Linked DNA regions of Homo sapiens: all the other regions are linked to region 1. The links are chromatin contacts, found by Hi-C or POLR2A ChIA-PET in ENCODE. All regions are on one chromosome and are shown on one strand. The core of a region is the stretch at or near the end of the contact, and the rest is flanking DNA. Distances in the headings are between cores, read along the strand shown. Region 1 holds the start of LINC03053 (long intergenic non-protein coding RNA 3053). Region 2 has its middle 82 kb from the start of MIR1587. Region 3 has its middle 33 kb from the start of MIR1587.

What was found. A loop is a pair of places that touch in the nucleus more often than their neighbours do. ChIA-PET counts read pairs that join two places held with the same protein, here RNA polymerase II (POLR2A). Pooled maps may share reads with other maps.
Region 2: a loop to region 1 is called in a pooled map, with 3 times the contacts of the local background. The contact joins the enhancer-like site here to the promoter of LINC03053 in region 1. A Hi-C loop is called at or near these places in 1 of 168 maps with a recorded cell type or tissue (endothelial cell of umbilical vein) and 7 of 50 pooled maps. POLR2A ChIA-PET finds 5 or more read pairs at or near these places in 3 of 52 experiments (A549, AG04450 and T-cell).
Region 3: a loop to region 1 is called in a map with no recorded cell type, with 3 times the contacts of the local background. The contact joins the enhancer-like site here to the promoter of LINC03053 in region 1. A Hi-C loop is called at or near these places in 21 of 37 single-sample maps with no recorded cell type and 13 of 50 pooled maps. POLR2A ChIA-PET finds 5 or more read pairs at or near these places in 11 of 52 experiments (GM12878, Panc1, activated CD4-positive, alpha-beta T cell and 6 more).

Annotation. Positions count from the first base shown.
Region 1 is chrX:40,007,628-40,010,781 of GRCh38, reverse strand. LINC03053 (long intergenic non-protein coding RNA 3053) reads right to left here and starts at 1,532. Exons shown (of 2, transcript XR_007068218.1): 1 at 981-1,532; 2 at 1-764. RefSeq lists an enhancer at 1,765-2,392.
Region 2 is chrX:39,753,551-39,756,704 of GRCh38, reverse strand. No RefSeq gene overlaps it. Among named protein-coding and RNA genes, the nearest start is that of MIR1587, 82 kb to the left of the region's middle. RefSeq lists enhancers at 1,065-2,014, 2,860-3,154. Within about 2 kb of position 1,449, at least 16 of the 41 ENCODE cell types and tissues checked have a DNase peak (open chromatin) inside an H3K27ac peak, as active enhancers do; they include endothelial cell of umbilical vein, where a contact is called at or near this core.
Region 3 is chrX:39,868,907-39,872,060 of GRCh38, reverse strand. No RefSeq gene overlaps it. Among named protein-coding and RNA genes, the nearest start is that of MIR1587, 33 kb to the right of the region's middle. Within about 2 kb of position 1,685, at least 2 of the 41 ENCODE cell types and tissues checked have a DNase peak (open chromatin) inside an H3K27ac peak, as active enhancers do.

The DNA.
Region 1 (3,154 bases), core at 283-2,782:
AGGCGTTGTCACAGCACCAGCAGCTCTAAGGGGAGCCTGTAAGAGGAAACCAGCTCCAGGAGGCGAGGGAGCTTCTGTGCGGAGTGTGTGCCCCAGCGAGATGCACAGGCCGCGCAGTGAGAGAGGAACTGCCTGGGGGAGCTGTGGCTGCTGCCAGCTCAGCGCAGTGTGGGGGTGGGATGGGGGCTCAGAGAGGCTGGGGGGCTAAGATTAGGGCTGCCGTGGAGGATGGGGCCTCTGGAGAAGACAATAACTAAAGGAAGCTGCTCTGAAGAGGCCAGACCACCTGCGTATGGCTCATCAGATGGGGGGCAAGGTCCCAGCAGCTTAGGAAAGTATGCCCTAGGAAAGATAGATTTGCCAAAGGACACAGAGACTGGAGCTTGGTTGGGTTTTTACACATTAATTTTTGGGGGTGGCATCTTTGAGACAGGACCTTCCTAGGGAAAAATAGAGAGCCCTATACTTCTAAATCCCAGGGGATCCCAGGCGCAATGAGCTACTCAGCGGGCAGCCCAGGCCCACCTAGGGTTTGTGTCCGGGCAAGGGGCTCCAGAGCGTGCAGCCCACATAGGTCCCTAACCAGGCTTTGGGGGAGGGGGTGGGTAGTGAAGGGGTGTGCCCGCTGTATATAGAGGCAGCTGCCATTTGAGGGTGGAGGTGGGGAAGGTGATGCCTCAGCTTCGGCGCTGGAAACCATTGTTTGAGTCTGCACCCAGCGCTTCTCCAGCAGGGCTAATTCTCCACGTGTCCAATTTTCGTGTCTGAAAAAAAACAGCAGCACAGAAACAAAACCATATGACAGGACTGGGCTGCAAACCTTGAAGAATCGAGAGGGTGGCGGAGGTTGCGGCTGGGAAGGGGGAGGGTAAATGTGTGTGTGTGTGTGTGTGTGTGTGTGTGTGTGCCTGTGTGTGTGTGTTGGGGGCGGTGGGGTGGCGCACAACTCAAAGTTTCGGCTATTTCCTACCCGATCTCACCTCCCGGCGTGCTCATCTGATGCAGTTCCAACTCCCTCAAACGATTCCGCAGCCCCAGCGCTTGCGGGAGTGTGGAATTACAGTCTGGAAGAAGCGAGGCGCTGCCGCGAGAGGCGACGCACCGAACCCGGGAGTGCGGAAGCGCAGGCCGGCAGCAGCGCGACCCCTGGGCAGCCTCTGGGCCGCGGTCAGCCCCTGCGGCTCCGTCCTCCTGCCGGTCCCGAGCGGAGAGATGGGTCAACGCAAACCCTCAGCAGGATGGGGGGAGGGGAAAGAAGGGAGACAAGGCTTTTCCCAGAAAGCGGAGGGGAACTCGCTTCCCATCTCCGAGGCGCGATGATGCCCCCATCCCCCGCGCCCCGACCTCCCTGAGATTCGTTTCCTTAAAAAATAGCCAAAGGCCAAACATTTAGCTACGGGTTGAGTCTTCTTCCCACCCCCACCCGGTGCCCTCTCTGAGTTCTCTAAACCCACGAGGCGCTTTAGGCCTGGCGTCCCCCGCCCTCCCCCGCTTCCGCCTGTGCACGAGCCAGTGGCGGTCACTTCTGCGACTCTTTGGAGGCCGACGGCCAGGAGCTTTGTTCTCCTGGGGCTTCCTGCCCCTCCCCCCTCCAAGTCATCCCGGTTTCCACACTTTATCTGCGCCCCCCCTTTGACGTCCGCGCACACAAACAACCCGGGCCTATAATCTCATTAGCATAGGTCTCGGTCTGGGTGACCGCGAGGCTCCCTGCGCGCCCGCGCGCAGCGCTCTGTTTCGCTGCAAGCCGGAGTTTCCACCATGCATGCACCCGGGGCGGGGGGCGGGGACGTTCCGGGTGACAGTGTTGGCTTTGGGGCAGGCCGGGAAGAGGAGGCCGCCCGGGGCAGCGGGAGCCGCGGGAGGAAGGCCCCTCCCAGCGCCCAGTTGCCTTGGTCCCCGGAGCAGATGGCAACTTTGTCTCCTGGTGTGCGCGCAGCGACTTTCAACACATTGAAAAAGCAGTGCTCAGGCTGTCGGGGAAGCCTCGCTGACATTCAGAACCGATTAAAGACCCGAGACGGTGCCAGGCGCAGTGGAGAGTTATGAATTAATCATGGGGGTTACCGATATCTGAGGCTCCCCAGGGCAGTCCTTCTATTATAAGCAGCCCCCACTGCCCACTCCTGACCCGCTCCCCCCTCCCCCGCCGCCGCAAAGGGGTAGTCGCGGCGTCTTTTGCACTGCCCCAATTAACAGCCACGCGGTAATGTGAAAAGTGTTTGCCCTGCCACCCTCAGTGCGGTCTCAGGCCGGGGCGCTGGGCCTGCCAGACGCTCGCGGAGCAGCTCAGTCTTTGGGATAGGCCCGGAATGAGCTCTGTGCTCTGACCCGGGTATGGGGTGGAGTGATGCTCGTTCTCTGCCTCTGTGGCCCAGGTTCAGCTCCCTTCACCACCGTAGAAGGAGGCCCTAGATAGTGGGCGACGTCGGGGACCACCTACAACCTGGGTGCTTGTTTTGGGTCCCCAGAGCAGCTACAGGCTCGTGGTTTCGCGTTGTGGCTCTGGCGATGTTCCAGATATGGAAAAACGAGGTTCGTGTGTGCCGTGGAACTCCGCAAAGTCCCTGGGCCTCCTAGGAGGAACCCCCATGTCTGGAGTCACCCTAAATGACCCGCACCCCTGGGAATCGAGGCACACATCTCGACCACCGAACTTGCCGTTCTGCGTATTGTTAAATCACGCACACCGTTCTAATCTCCCCTATTTATTTCCCAGGCCTGCCTGGCCACAGATTTCTGCAAGACGGAGCAGGCTTCGGGTTCCTCCTGCTTCCAGAGGGGCCATAAAAAACAGATGGTCTCATTAGGAACAATTTATGCATATATATTTCGAAGAGTTCAGCAGAGCCGGCGTAGGTTTGCAGCCCCTGCGTCAGGCAAGAGCAAAATATCACCACTTGCAAATGTTTCCAGTTTGCAAAATAATGGCCTATCCAAAGTAGCTAAGCAACGAATTACTCAAACACTAGAAGGTTAGATGCCAATATTATCACATTCGTCCTGTTCCTTAAACCGTCCTCCTCCGCGGTCTTTGGATTTCGGATGGAGGCTCCTGGGCCTCACACCCCTACGCCCGCGGCTTCCTTTCATGACTATTTCCAATCTCCAAGTCAAATCACTTATTAATTATAGAGGCAACTCGAGCAAACCC
Region 2 (3,154 bases), core at 200-2,699, 250 kb after region 1:
TGAAGTGTGCTCGGTGGGTGAGTGCCAGTCCACAGCTGTCTGGCACCTGTCCTCAGTGAGCTAAGTACAGAAACTGGGAGCAAGTGTTTAGAAACTTTTATAGCAAGTCAACAGAGTATGTGTGTGTTTGTTAAATCTAACCGTAGAGGTTTGGGCTTGTGTTTTATGTTGTGTTTTTTTCTGCTTCATTTTTCCAGCAAATCATTTTTATTGTACTTTACAGAAGTATCTGTCCATAACGGATTGGAATTAATTAACAAACAAACACAAACAAGACTGGTCCTACATCCGTAGCTTCTTTGAGAAACAATGCTTTTGGCCGTGCCATTTCAAGTCAAGAAGAGAGATTCTGAAAAATATGAAAACATCTAAGGCTTGCCCCAGTCTGGGCAAAACGCATGAGCACTCACGCCTGAGGGGCCGGACTAACTTGGAAGGCATGGGTTATCATTTCTTTGTGTCCTCAGATTTCCCAGTGTCCACCCTGCCATAGGGAAGTCGGGGGGCAGGCATTCGTGGGGGACCTGGGGCTAAGTCATCCCATCTCCTGGCGCCCCAGTTTCCTCTCCTGCAACTGGGTCACCGGCAAGTGGGTCAGAGGTGCAGTTCTTCCCTGATGTGGCTGCTGCCTGCTCCGAAGAAGCAGATCTTTGTCAGCCTCCAGAGCTGCAGAAGGACACTATCTTGGGCATGAATATCCCACAGCAGCAGTGCTTTTCTTCTCTCTCCGCCGGACCTGGCTCATTCTTGTCTGGCAGAGGAACAAGCGATTTCTTTTTATGAGCCTGCAAACCTCCAGCCTCCCAGCCTCCCAGCTGGCTGGGTGCCAGGGCTGGGCCTGACACACAGGCTGACGTCCCCACCCAGACCCATGGTCCTGGCTGCTCCGAATTCTGGAGCGTCTGAGTCACCATGCCTGAGCCGGCGGCGTCTCCATGAAAGAGTTCAGAAGAATAAAGGAACAGGCTCTCCTATGGGCCTGCTGATAGCAATCTATCAGCATGACTACATTTTGGCCTCCTTTTTTTGCTGCCTCTAATCCAGCAAAGCAGGCTGTGGGTGTCTGATGGTGAACTGCCTAGCAGGGGAGGGAGTCCATCAGAGTTCCCTTCCCAAAGGCGATCGTGTGGGGAGTGTAAACCTCCCTCTGTCCTTCCCCCACAGTACTGTTGGTTTCTGCGCATGATGGAGTAGGGTGGGAGAAGGAGGCTTTTCTGGCTCGTTTGTCCGGGATCCTGAGACTACCCGGCCTCCACTGAGACGTGTGCAGGCCAGAGGGGCACCATCCACCTGCAAGACTACGGTGTCTGGAGGCGCTTGGCTGATTAGCCCTGCGGCTGGCCCCCAGTTTAATGAGCGTGGCGCCTGGTGTGCAGCTCAACCCCTGCTTGTTTAGACAGCCTTGCTGGCTGTGCCACGTGTCCCCTGCACCAGGCCGAGGAGGGGCAGCCCCCTGAGAAAGCCTGTTCCTTTATTCTTTCAGAACTGAGCCCCGGCTGCCCCGGCTTGGGTCAAAAGGCCTGCTGGGGCCTGGAGAGTCTTATTTCCTGAGGGGCTGAGGCCGGCCAAGGGGGCAACAGACAGTGGGGGACACTCGTGGATACAGGTGACAGGGCAGCAGGGGCTGCAGCCAATCTCTCCCTTCCCTGACCAGCCTCCCGGAGCTGAGTGCTGGCCGCATTGCTCTGGCCTCCCTGGGATTTCACATTTGATCGCTTTTCAGTGTGGCTGCAAAGGAAGGCTGCAGGAGCCATTTGGTGGGCACTGGCTGGGTCCGTTGTTAGCAGCATGGTGGGGGACAGAGTGGCTTTCCTAAGATGGAAAGCCTGTTGGTCCTGATTTCTGTACACTCTAAGGCCTTGGCCCTGTCTCCTCCTAGCACGGCACCCTAGGCCATCCTTGGTCCTACCTCTCCTGATGCTGCCCCTCCCCCAATATTTATGCTCCACCCGGCAGCCAGAGTGGACTTTATTTTTATTTATTTATTTATTTATTTTGAGATGGTGTCTCACTCGGTAGCGCAGGCTGGAGTGTAGTGGCATGATCTTGGGTCACTGTAACCTCTGCCTTCTGGGTTCAAGAGATTCTCCTGCCTCAGCCTTTTGAGTAGCTGGGATTACAGGCACCCACCACCACACCTGGCTAATTTTTTATATTTTTAGTAGAGATGGGGTTTCACCATGTTGGCCAGGCTGGTCTTGAACTCCTAACCTCAGGTGATCCACCTGCCTCGGCCTCCCAAAGTGCTGGGATTACAGGCATGAGCCACTGTGCCCAGCCTTAATTTTTATTTTGTAAACTTTTGATTTTGAAATAATTACAGACTTGAAAACTTGCAAAAGGAGTGCCAAGACTTCCTGAATCTACTTTCCTCAGATTCCCCCAATGTTAACATTTTTACCAATTTTTGTGTGCTTTCTCCACACACACACATTTCTGTTTTCCCTGAAGCTTTTGAGATTAAATTTTAGACATGATGCTCCTTGAACCCTGAAATATTTCAGGGTGCATTTCCTAAAAACAAAAACAACAAGGATGTTCTCTTAAATAACCACAGTACGGTTTATCAAAATTGGGAAATATACACAGATATTTACACAGATGTTACCTGATCCCCAGATCTTATTCAAATCCTGTCAGTTGCTCCACTAATGTCCTTCAAAACAAAAGAAAAGAAATATTTCTCTGGTTCAGGATCCAATTCAGAATTGCACACTGTAATCTGTTGTTGTGTGCCTGTTGTGTAATCTGTTGTTGTGTGTCCTATAATCCAGCATAGTCCCTTAGTCTATCCTTGTCTTTCATGACATGAACACTTCTGAAGAATAAGGGCTGGCGATTTCATAGACTGACCCTTAGTTGGGCTTTGTCTGATGTCTCTCGTGATCAGATTCAGATACTGCATGTTTCGCAGGAATGCCACTCAAGTGATGGGTGTCCTCCATGCATCGTATCAGGAGGCACGTGATGCCCATTTGTTCCATTACCGGTAATGTTAACATTGATCACTTGGCTAAGGTGGTGTTGGCCTGCTCTCTTCACTATGTTATTATTTTTCCCTTTAAAACTAATAGTATCTTATGGCTAGAGCAATTTTTTTTTTAAATGGCAATCTGATGACGTCACCTCCTTTCCTAACCCCAGCTGAAATCCT
Region 3 (3,154 bases), core at 436-2,935, 140 kb after region 1:
AAATAGATATTGGGATACAGCGTAACAAATACAAGTGAATCTACTGGCCAATGGAACAGCGTATTTGAGATCTGTAGTCCAGTGTGTTCACTGCTGCATTTTCCTTCCCTCCCTCCTTCCATCAGCCCACCCACTCTCACTTAGCAAGTTTTGGCTTGAGAGCTTGCTCCGTGCCGGGAATAGGACGTGGCAGTTCATGTGCTCAGTATCAGCTAGGATTAGCTTTGGCTGAGAGTAACCAAAAAACCCCACATGACATTGGTATGTCCAAGATAGCATTCACTTTATCCCTCGTGTTCAGAAGGTCCAGATTTAGGCAGTGCCAGGAAGCGCTGGCATTGTACAGGGTTAGGGACACCGGCTCCTTGTTGTCTGCCAGGTATGGCTTCTAACATGGTTGAAAACCATGTCTCAGCTACGTGCAGTGGCTCATACCTGTAATCCCAGCAGTTTGGGAGGCCAAGGTGGGAGGATCCTTTGAGCCCAGGGGTTCAAGACCAGCCTGGGCAACATTAGCGAGAGACTCCATCTCTAAAAAAAAATAAGCCAGGTGCGATGGCACATGCCTGTGGTCCAAGCTACTAGGGAGGCTGAGGTAGGAGGATCTTTTGAGCCCAGGAGGTCGAGGATACAGTGAACCATGGTCACACCACTGCATTCCGGCCTGGATGACAGAGCAGGATCCTGTCTCAAACAACAACAAATAAAATACCATATCTAGACTTTCTTTGACAGTCCTCCCAACCAGGTGGAGCCTAATTCTCCTCTGAATATGGACCAGACATTTCCAATGAATTGAATGAACCAGAGGTGATGCTGTGAGGCCAGGTTGGAAAAGGTGATATGGCTTTCACCTCTCTCTCTCTCTCACTCCTTCTCCCCCTCGCCCTCTCTCCCTCTCTCCCTCTCTCCCTCCCTCCCACATGTCTTTGAAGCACTGAGCTGCCATTTAAGAATTTGGCTACCCTGAAGCTGCCATGTTGGAGAGAGATGCCCAAGGTATCCCAGATATTCTATTCTGCACAATCCACTCCCCACCCCTGCCAGTCTTCACAGCCCAGCTGCCAGACACGTGACTCTGCCCCGACACACATTTCTGCCCCTTCTGGAGCCTGCTAAGCCCACCACCCCACTTGGAGACAGCCTTCTTTTTTTTTTTTTTTTTTTTTTTTGAGACGGAGTTTCATTCTCGCTCTGTTGCCCAGGCTGGAGTGCAGTGGCACGATCTCAGCTCACTGCAAGCTCCGCCTCCCAGGTTCACACCATTCTCCTGCCTCAGCCTCCCGACTAGCTGGGACTACAGGCGCCCGCCACCATGCCCGGCTAATTTTTTGTATTTTTAGTAGGGACGGGGTATCACCATGTTAGCCAGGATAGTCTCGATCTCCTGACCTCGTGATCCGCCCACCTTGGCCTCCCAAAGTGCTGGGATTACAGGCATGAGCCACCGCGCCCCTTCGGAGATAGCCTTCTTGAGGGTAGAGGTCTCCCTAGAGCCTGCAATGGGGCCCTCTGGGGTCCTGAGGACACCGACATGCCTGCTGCCTGGGTTGGCAGCTGCTCACCATCTTTGCACTATCTTCTTACTGACAGCCCCCAGGTGACTCAGAACGTGTGGTTGACGTGGAGCCACTCAATTTCCTGCCTCGCCTCTCCTCTGGCCTCCTGGCTTGCAACCAAGTCTTCCTATCTGGGGGGTTGAGGGTGCTGTGGCTTCACACTGGCTTTCTCAGCTCCTCCCTCTCCTGCAGGGACTAGGTTGGCGGATCAAGGGAGGAGGAACAGTGGCCCTCATCCCTTCCAGTGCAGTGGGAATGGCACTAGATTGGAGATCTAGGCTGTCATCCAGGCTCTGCCACTAACTGGCTCCTGAGACTTGGTAAATCCCTTTACCCCTGGTCACAGTTTTCTTATCTACAAAGCCTTCATAGATTGAGGCTTTGTAATGCTCTAGTACAGTCATGTGTCACTTAATGAAGGGGATATGTTCTGAAAAATGTTTGGTTAGGGGATTTCGTCATTGTATGAACATCATAGCATATATTTCTACGAGCCTATGTGGTATAGCTTACTACACACTTAGGCTACATGGTATAGCCTGTTGTTCCTAGGCTACAAACCTGTACAGCATGTACTGTACTGAATACTGCAGGTAATTGTTATACAGTGGTATTTGTGTATCTAAACATCTCTACACATAGAAAAGTTACAGTAAAAATACAGTATTATAATATTACGGGACCACTGTCGTATATACAATATGTTGTTGACTGGTACGTCATTATGTGGTGCATACTTGTATTTATTGAGTGTCCACACTATCCTGGGGTTAGGCTCTTTGGAGGATCCCAAAGAAATTATATCATTTAGTGATTTTTCCATTGTGAACCCAACCCAATTCAATATTAGCAAAAGGGGAAATTGATTGGTTTATGTTACTGAATGGTCCAGAGGTAACCTACTTCAGGTATGGCTTCATCTAGGGCTTAAATGATGCCACCAGCACCCATTATCTGCTCTGTTTCCTCTGGATGGGTTTCATGGTTACACACAGTAGTGGTTCCCTGCCCCCACCCCCCAACCCCATCCAGATTCCTGGAACTTCCAGCCCCCATTCCTGCCACCTGCCCACCCAATTGTAGCTGCTCTACTCTAGAACTCACATGCTGTACAACCAAACCCAGCCCAGAAGAGAGACCCTGTGTTCCAGCATTCCCATCAAGAATCCTGATATTCACTCTGATTGGACCAATTTGGTCATGTGTATCTTCCCTTTTGAATTAAGCCAATCTGGTTGATCCCTAGAGCTGGATGTGCAGCCAACTCCAACTCCCTAAACTGCCTGGCTGGGAGAGGGAGGAAATAGATACTGGCCACTTGTGTGTGTGTGTGTGTGTGTGTGTGCGTGTGTGTGTGTTAGGATGGGGGTGGCTTATTCTTAAAGATCTTACTCAGAAAGGAGGCTGAGGCAGGAGGATCACTTGAGCCCAGGAGGTCAAGGCTGCCATGAGGTGTGAATGTGTCATTATACTCCAGCCTGGTCAACAGAGAAAGACACTGTCTCGAAAAAAAAAAAAAAAAGCGAATTTATGATTTACACTCAGGATGCAGAAAGCATGACTTGAACGATCCTTCCTTGTGAAATTTGACAAAG